Regions from separate parts of the Mus musculus genome. Here region 2 is linked to region 1. The links are chromatin contacts, found by Hi-C or POLR2A ChIA-PET in ENCODE. All regions are on one chromosome and are shown on one strand. Each heading gives the region's core, a stretch centred on a gene start or an enhancer-like site at or near the end of the contact. The rest is flanking DNA. Distances are from core to core; before and after follow the strand shown.

What was found. A loop is a pair of places that touch in the nucleus more often than their neighbours do. ChIA-PET counts read pairs that join two places held with the same protein, here RNA polymerase II (POLR2A).
Region 2: a map of regulatory T cell shows a loop between it and region 1 (1.9-fold over the local background). The contact joins the promoter of Fndc7 here to the promoter of Stxbp3 in region 1. A Hi-C loop is called at or near these places in 5 of 37 maps with a recorded cell type or tissue (T-helper 1 cell, left cerebral cortex, regulatory T cell and 1 more). POLR2A ChIA-PET finds 5 or more read pairs at or near these places in 3 of 5 experiments (Patski and embryonic stem cell).

What each region holds. Positions count from the first base shown.
Region 1 is chr3:108,838,529-108,842,756 of GRCm38, reverse strand. It overlaps Stxbp3 (syntaxin binding protein 3), which reads left to right and starts at 2,255. Exons shown (of 19, transcript NM_011504.1): 1 at 2,255-2,337. The coding sequence starts at 2,289.
Region 2 is chr3:108,887,223-108,891,749 of GRCm38, reverse strand. It overlaps Fndc7 (fibronectin type III domain containing 7), which reads left to right and starts at 1,742. Exons shown (of 13, transcript NM_177091.5): 1 at 1,742-2,106; 2 at 2,639-2,657. The coding sequence starts at 2,044.

The DNA of each region.
Region 1 (4,228 bases), core at 1,006-3,505:
AGGCGGATTTCTGAGTTCGAGGTCAGCCTGGTCTACAAAGTGAGTTCCAGGACAGCCAGGGCTATACAGAGAAACCCTGTCTCGAAAAACAAAACAAAAAAAAAAATCAAACATTTGGACTGGAGAGATGGTTCAGTGGTTAAGAGCACTGACTGCTCTTCCAAAGGTCCTGAGTTCAATTCCCAGCAACCACATGGTGGCTCACAACCATCTGTAATGGGATTTGATGTCCTCTTCTAGTGTGTCTGAAGACAGCTATAGAGTACTCATATAAATGAAATAAGTAAATCTTTAAAAAGAAATCAAACTTTCTAAGGTTTGACCATCTAACATAACTTTAAATGTTGTGATCTTGCTGTTGGAATCTATACCATGATTGTCCTATGGCTAACGGTTTTGCCGTCTTATTTTCAAGCTTTGCAAACAGAATCTAAACGCATCTTGAAGGGGGAAATAAAGGCAATCCTATTATAGGGAACACCCTGATACTGTCTTGTTATGAAAACGATTGCTTTTATCCACCATGGATGGAGGATTCTAGAGATGACCTATTCTAACTGACCAATCCCAAAGTAATAATACAGACTTTAGCATAATCAAATATTCTCTAAAGGGGTCTAATAGTGGAAATCACAGGTGTGCTAAAATAAGAAGCAGAAAGGAAGACTCATCAATCACCTCGATTGAACTTAGCATACCCAAAGGAACCCTGTGTGTAACTAATAGTTTGGGGTATAACCTCTGGCTCCATCTACCACCAGATAGATAGTCAACAAGGAAACTCTGTGTCAGAAAAGATCCCTCTTACCTGTTACTTAAATGTAATCTTGGTTGTCAGCAATTTACCGAAATGTGCTGTTTTAGTATCTCTGATTCTTCTCATACTATTGACAAGTATTGATGGAGAAATAAATAAACAAAATCTTTCAAACAAATGTTGACCGACAACATGGCTAAGATGGCTCTCCCCTTCTTTGGCCTGCTAATGTTTCTACTGGCTACCATAATTGGGCCCTGCATCCACCAAACAAGGCTAGAATCATTGCCACTTGACAACATTATTAAAGACAGTCCCCTATCAAGGATTTGAGAAGGACACAAAGGTCAAGGGGAGAATGAGAAACCTGCCTGACTCCATTTTTAAGGTAGGAGACATTTTGTTGTATTGTTAAACACAAAGTTTCGTTTATTGTAAGAGTTGAGTTTCTGTTTTTAAGTTTCTGTTTCTTGGAACCTGCCCTGCACCACCCTGTGACCATGACTTGTTTTTGAGAACACTTTGACCCTCCCTTATCACTAAGTACTTGGTTTTTGTCCTTTTGAAATTTTCCTATACTTCCCAACTGCCCTGTTGTCTTGCTTCTGTAACACTGTTTTGCAACTACTTGTTATTTTGCTCCTTAAAAGGGACTCTCAGCACTTCTCTCTCTAACCCCTAATTGGCCAGGTCTCTGGTGCTCCTGGATATAATAAAGCTTGCTTCAATTTTAGCTCTAAAATTATGGTAGTGGTCTTACTCCTGCCTTGTGGAATTAACAATTCTAGGAATCGTGCTCTATAACTTAAAATGTAAAATTCTTCATAGGAATAAGAGGGTCTCTCATTTCTTAGACTTTTCTGAAACTCTATCACAGTTCTGGGAACACTGGTGGTTACCTTACAGCTTAAATAATCAATGATCTTCAAAAATTATTAAAATGAAGTTGAGAGGGATAGACTTCCCATATGGCGGTTGAACAGGCTTCTGAACAGTATAGTTTGAATTGCTTTGCTGAATGAAACATTATTTTGTAAAGCATAAAGTCTCCGTATTGGGGATGGCAGGATGTGTCTTGACAACTTAGGTTCCATCCCAAGACCCACACTGTGGAAGATGAGGTCTTCTGACCTTCACCTGCGAGCCTTGGTATGCACACATGCATACATACACACAGATAAATGTAAAATAAAAAAGACCCGGTATGTATAAATTCATAATTGTATAAATTGTGTTAGTTCACATATTTGCTTTCTGATGCCAAATTGGACACTGAGATATGGGTTATAGTAGGCTTCCGCTAGGGGGCGCCAGACAGTGCACAGAAGTCTGACCACACTACGCAGCCGCAGTCCAGGCACAGGCGGGACACGCCCTAGTTGATGCGCGTGACGTCACCTGAGGGCGCGGCCCGCGGAGGGGGCGGAGCCTCCCCACCGCGAGGGGAAGGGCCCGCCCCCGAGCGCAGCTTTCAGGGCCAAAGTAGGTTGCGAGTGGGAGGCGGTGGCTGTAGCTCCACGGCTGGGGGAAGATGGCGCCGCCGGTATCGGAGCGGGGACTGAAGAGCGTCGTGTGGCGGAGTGAGTGCGGAGGGGTCAGGGATGAGGCCGGGAAGGGTCGGCTGTACGGGGGTCTTCTTTCCCGCTGCAGCTCTGCAGCCTCTCTGGGAGCTGCATGGGCACTTGTTGCTTTGGGACCAAGTCCCTGGCTTGACTCCTTCCGGCTTGCCCAGAGTCGGGTTTCGTGCCAGCACCAGGGATGGGCGGGGTGGCCAGACGCGGCCTTCTCCGCGGCTTTGGCCAACTCTCACCCCGGTGAGGTTCTTCCGCAAAGCCCCACCCTTGGGCGACCTGACTCGGGCCGACTTTCCCTCCCAAGTCCCTGTGCTGTCCCGGGACAGCTCTTCCCATTGCACCCCCCTCGCCACACCAGGCACGGACGTCTCTCCATCCGACACAGTCTGAGCTCTGTGTTACTACTCTGTCCCGCCCTCGTCCCCGTGTTTTCAGAAGCCGCTTGGTGTCCCATATTCATGTTAGCACCGAGGGTTTTTACTACCATCCTTTTCAGTGTCTTGTCCTTTAAAAAGTGCAGGCGTAGCTTTTCAAGAGCGCCTTCTGCCACTGTTCCAAGAGAATATGACTTGCTTTAAAAAAAAAAAAAAAGAGTTCTTGAGAAAGCAACAGCGGACTGTTAAAGTTTTATCTAGTATCCGGTCCCTGCATAGTCTGCTCCTTGTGTTACAATTGGTCTTCTTGTTGGTTCGACCAACTTTAATGACTTTTATTAAAATGACACCAAACCTAGGTCTGCCAGGTTAGAAGAGCAATGAAAGCAGCAAACCGGAAGGACCTTCCTTGTTTGGCATCTCTGGGTTCTAAGTAATTATAGTCTAGTAGTAGAAAAGGAATAACGTCTTATTAGTGTTTCTTACTCCGACTTGGGGAACAAGGAACAGAATAGGAATTAGCCAACAGAATTCTGCCTTCAAGAATTCCTTGTATAAAATTAAAATCCAAAACAGTACAGGCATGGTGTTTACCATATAGAAGGTACTAAATAGATAAGTAGACTTTGTGAAATACAAAATTATCCTTTCATATTTATTATTTTCAAATTTATCCTTTCTGGGGGCCTGCAAGGTGGCTGAGTGGGTAAAGGTGCTTGCTGTCAAGCCCAAGGACACGAATTGCATCCCCAGGGACCCACGTGATGTAAGGAAAGCACTGACTTAGGCAGATTGTCTATATTGACTCTCATACGAAAGTGGGTGACAAATTGTGCTGAAGAAATTACTTCTGAGTTATAATGGCACCTTATATCAGGGCTTATGAGAAAAAGATACCGTTATGCTAGTAACGCCAGTATCAATAGCATGAAGATAACAGGCTTTCCCTGTTCTTGTTAACTTAGGGTAACACCAGGCTCACCACATGGAGAGTAGAATATAGATAGGCAGGCTGGATGAAAGGAAAAAGATGTAAGGCTGTAAAATAGTCTTAGGACCGCCTGTAACTCGAAACACACAACCAAAAGACAAGAATAGCCCAAAACATATACACATTAAGGGGCTGAAGAAATGGCTTAGCTGAAAAAATAAGAATAGGTCACCTTTCCACAGACTGACGCATGGCGTAACAGTGCACATACAAAGGAATACATGTCTTTTTTTTTTTTTTCAGTAAACGTAAGTACAATGCTGATATATTTTATGCTACTGCATCTTGGAAACACGCTAAAGAAAAAGCCAGTCACAAAGGGCATAGTATGACACCATTCATGAGAAAAACATCCAGGACAAGCAAATCTAGAGAAACAGGAACTCCTTCCTGTGTCCCAGCCTGGAGAGATGGGATTAAAGGGATGGGGTTTCTCTTTTGGTTTTTGTTACTGTTGTTTTGCTTTGGTTTTTGGGTTTTTTGAGACACCTTCTTGCTGTGTATCCTGGGTTGTCTTTAAGCTATGTAGTCT
Region 2 (4,527 bases), core at 493-2,992, 50 kb before region 1:
GTTAATAAATCTTTAATGGTCGGTGCTCTTAACCGCTGAACTAACTCTCCAGCCCCGTGGTCAATTATTATTAACATTTAGTGCCTGGTTTTTTTTTTTTTTTTTTTTTTTTTTTTTTTACAAATCTTCAATGTATAAATTTAAACTATTTTAATTCTTTCTAATTAAGAATTAGAATTTCTTTACCATATAACAAAATCCACCACCAATGACACACATGCAGCCATATGAAATTTTATTGCTGGGAAAGTTTTTATCTATCATAATAGTTTTGTAAATGATTTAGAAAGTAAAGCGTTGGTTTCCCTGGGGATAAGGTCATATTAGTGACCCCCATCTCTAGGGATGGTTTCTTACCCATTATTCTCGCTTAAGATCTTGGCCTAGGCTATATAAGAAAAGGAATAAGAAGCCAGGTGGTGGTGGCGCACACCTTTAATCCCAGCACTTGGGAGGCAGAGGCAGGCGGATTTCTGGGTCCGAGGCCAGCCTGGTCTACAAAGTGAGTTCCAGGACAGCCAGGGCAATACAGAGGTCTCGAGAAAACCAAAAAAGAAAAAAAAAAAAAAAAAAAAAGAAGAAGAAGAAGAAGAAAGAAAAGGAATAAGAGAGAACAAAACAGATAGATTGCCATGAGGACTACGGCTCAATAATTTTTCTCCGGCAGAGTTCCACAACCGGTTCCAGGAGGCCTCCGCCTTTTGAGGTCAATCGCCTCAGTCTGTGGAACTTGTCACACAGATCCTACTGGAGGTGGTGGGGCATCTGCACATTTCCTCCTTTCTGATTTTTTTTTCGGTTTTGATTCTATTATTATTAGTTGACTAATAATTTGAGGGGAACTTCATCAGTCCTACTATGTTTCCCAGGCTGGTCTTAAACTCATGGTCTCAACGGACCTTTCTGTCTTCTGAGTAGCTAAGATTTAAAAGTATGCTCCTATATCTACCTTGAGTTCCTTTATTTATGCATTTTTAAGTCTTTGGGTTTTTATTTTTATTTTATATTATATACATGGGTGTTTTGCCTGCATGTGCATCTGTACAAAATGTGTGTGCCTGGTGCCTACAGAGGTCAAAAGAGGGCATAAAATACCCTGAAACTGGAGTTATGGATGGTTTTGAGTGCCATGTGCTGCTGGGAATTGAACCTGGGTCCTTTGCAAGAGCAGCCAGCACTCTTAACTACTGAACCATCTCTCCAACCCCAAGTCCTTTTTGTTTGTTTGTTTGTTTGTTTGTTAGTACAGTGTCTCATATAGTTCAGGCTGGCCTCAAATTCACCAAGTCATTGAGGATAACACAATGTTCTTCAGGGAACAAATAGAGCTAAAATGACTTCCTCTAAGACCATGAGCCAAAATTAACCTCTCTCTCTTGAATTATTTCTGCCAGGTCTTTTGGCTACAATGGCAAAAGACCAGCTAATACACACAAAGTCTAACTAATATGCAATCAACTAAAGATGCAAAACAAAAAATAAGACTCACGGGAATTCCTGAGTTTAAAACCACTCTACCATATCAATAATTTTCTCTTTGGTTTTGTAAACTTTGTTTTTTGTTTTTGTTTTATTTTCTTGTTTGTTTCTTTGGTTGAGGCAGGGTTCTGACTGTTCTGGAACTCACAATGTTGACCAGGTCAGCCTTGAAGTAAGAGACCTGCCTACCTGTGCCTCCCAAGTGCTGGGATTAAAGTGCTACATGACTATACCTGGAGTAGAATTTATTAAAAGGGAGAGCATTGTACATACTTCCTTGAAACCAAGGTCACAGGAGCTTCTCTGGCCTGCTTGGCATGACTCTCCTAGATTCTTTTTTTTTTTTTTTCTTTTCAGTCTTTGCAGTACCTGTCCCTGCCAGTCCCCAGTGCCCCTAGTTACAGGTGAGCGCTGGTGCTCTCCAAAGGAGAGGCAACTTCCAGAGTTTGTTTCCAGCTTTGCGGCCACTTCACTCTACAGCTTTCAGTGCTGAGCTTCTGGGAGCCAAAAAGGACTCAGTTCACCGCTGTGTTTTTGTGCTGTACGAAGGCTGCGGCTAACAAGATGGCTGGAAGACCTGAGAAGTGTTTTTCTTTGATTAGATTCACTCTCCTCTGTCTGAAAATGGTGAGTCTATCTTTTCAATTACCCGCAACTATTTTGGGGAGAAAACATACCCATATGTTACCTTGTTTTCTTTATGAAGGGCTGAGGAGCAGGGAGCTATACCTAGAAATTCCCTTAAATCATACTAAGGTGGCACATTTGTGTGTTTGAAATGTAAGTGATAGTCTACAGAAAGGAGACAAAATTATCATTGTGTTTGAAGACCAAAGACTCCTGGGGGCAGGGGCTCTGTCAACAGCCTCTGACTTAGTTCAATACAGAGATTCGGTGGCAGGGGGGGGGGGGGCGCGAGGGGGGGATGGAGTAGTAACGTGATCTGCCCCCACCTCTAAGTTCTTTCCAGCACTGCTTTATGATAGATTTGAGACTCATTTGGGAAATGAGTAGGACAGAAAAGCACGGATGTGCATGGGGAAATGGCTCGCACGGTGCACAGGAAGGTTGTGAATACCGTGTTCTGGTTGATGAGTTTGTTTCATTTCCCCAAATGCTGGTTTTCCTTATTCTTATCTATCTATATTTTCCTTTACAGGTTATTTCATCTAAAACAGGTAATAATTGATGAGATGCATTTTTTTTTCTTCTTTTTGATTCCCTTCTTGTGCCGTTGACTCATGGGCTGTCTGGTATATAGACCATCTTAGAGGACAGGTATGAATAGTCTCTGAGCGCGCATGCTGGATGCTGTAAACGGTGCCGGGGAGACCATACTTGGTAGAACAAACCAACTGGGTCATATTTTAAATGCAAGTCCTTAGGAGGTATCACGAGCATTATTATACAGTGCCACGGTTTCAGCCAGATAGCTGTGGACAAACTAACACACGACCATCATTCCAGCCAAACAAATAAAATCTCACTTCGAGAATCTTGCTTATCCAACTTTCCTACTCATCTTTTGGGACCTAATGTTTTCTAATAAGAAAAAAAAAACTAGAAATGTCTTATTTAATTACACTTTCAAGAAGGTCCTCTACCAAGAACAGAACCTTTGTTCCAGGTGTGGGGGTGCACACCTGTAATCCCAGCACTTGGATGCAAGAGGGTCAGATGTTCAAGATGGATGCATAGAGATTCGGGGGCAAACCTGGGCTGCAGGAAAATCTGCCCCCCAAAATCAAAAAATGTATGTACTGAGATCTACACAGTAATATAAGGATTCAGAATTGAAAAGACATTTCCTTATTTTAAAGAAATTTCAAACACCTCTTTTTTTTTTCTTGAATAATTGGACTGGAGGCCACAATAATTTTTCTAGAAACTTTTCCTACCTCATACATCTGGAAATCTAAGTCTCCAAGACAGGAATTTATGTTGAATAGGTTTTAGATTATCTGCAAAATCAACTGTCTTCGAGATAAACTCTCATAGTGATTCAACCCACTTTTATTATTATATTTGGAATAACTTTTATTATTTTTGCCAACACCATAAAAAAGAAATTAGAGTTATAAACATTTAAATTAAATATGTGGTTGCATTTTAATTTTTCATAAAATCCATACATAGTTGGCTTTGCTTTTTAGTTTTGGGATTTTGTCCTGTTTTGTTTTGTTTTGTTTTGTTTTGTTTTCCAGATAGGGTGTTTCTGTGTAGCCTTGGCCACCCTGGAACTTACTCTGTAGACTAGGCTGACTTCAAGCTCAGAGATTTGCTTGCCTCTGTCTTCTAAGAATTGGTGTGGACCACAACACACACCTATATTGTTGGGTTTGAAAAATCATTTCTTCATTTATTCTTACTCATTATAATATTCTTTTAAATTTTTAAAATGTGCTTATCTTACGTGTATGAGTGTGTTGTTTGCATGTATGTCTGTGTGCTGTGTGTGTTCGAGGTGCCGCATTGGATCACCTGGGACTGAAGTTACAGATGGCTGTGAGCCACCATGTGAGTGCTGGGTACTGAACCTGGATCCTCTGACAAAACAGCCAAAGGCTCTTAACTGTCAAGCCACCTCTCTAACTCATTATACTCTTCCTAAGAGTCCTTTGGGATTGTCCAGAAAGCCAGGAGAAAGACAGTTTAACCGCATTCCTACTGATCTTTATGAGTTTCACTTATGTTGTTTGAGATGAGTCCCTATGTTGCCCAGCCTGGCTTTGAATTGCCAGGCTCAAGGGATCCTGGCTCAGTCACCTGAGAAGCTGCTTGGTTTAAAAGTGATTTTTTTAAAAAACGCCAGCCTTTGTACAAGCTAGGCAAGCACTCTACCAACGGAGCCAGATCCCTATGTATGCAAATGAGCCCGCTTGATCCTTTCATCCGCTCACCAGGATCTGACATAGTCAACCTCTCTCCCAGTTAGAGCTTCTGCCCACACCATTCTCCTATGAGCACTGCAATTCTGCTTCTTGTCTCTTAGAGCAACAGTTTTCAGTCTTTCACAAGGGTTACCCGAGACCATCATAAAACACAGAT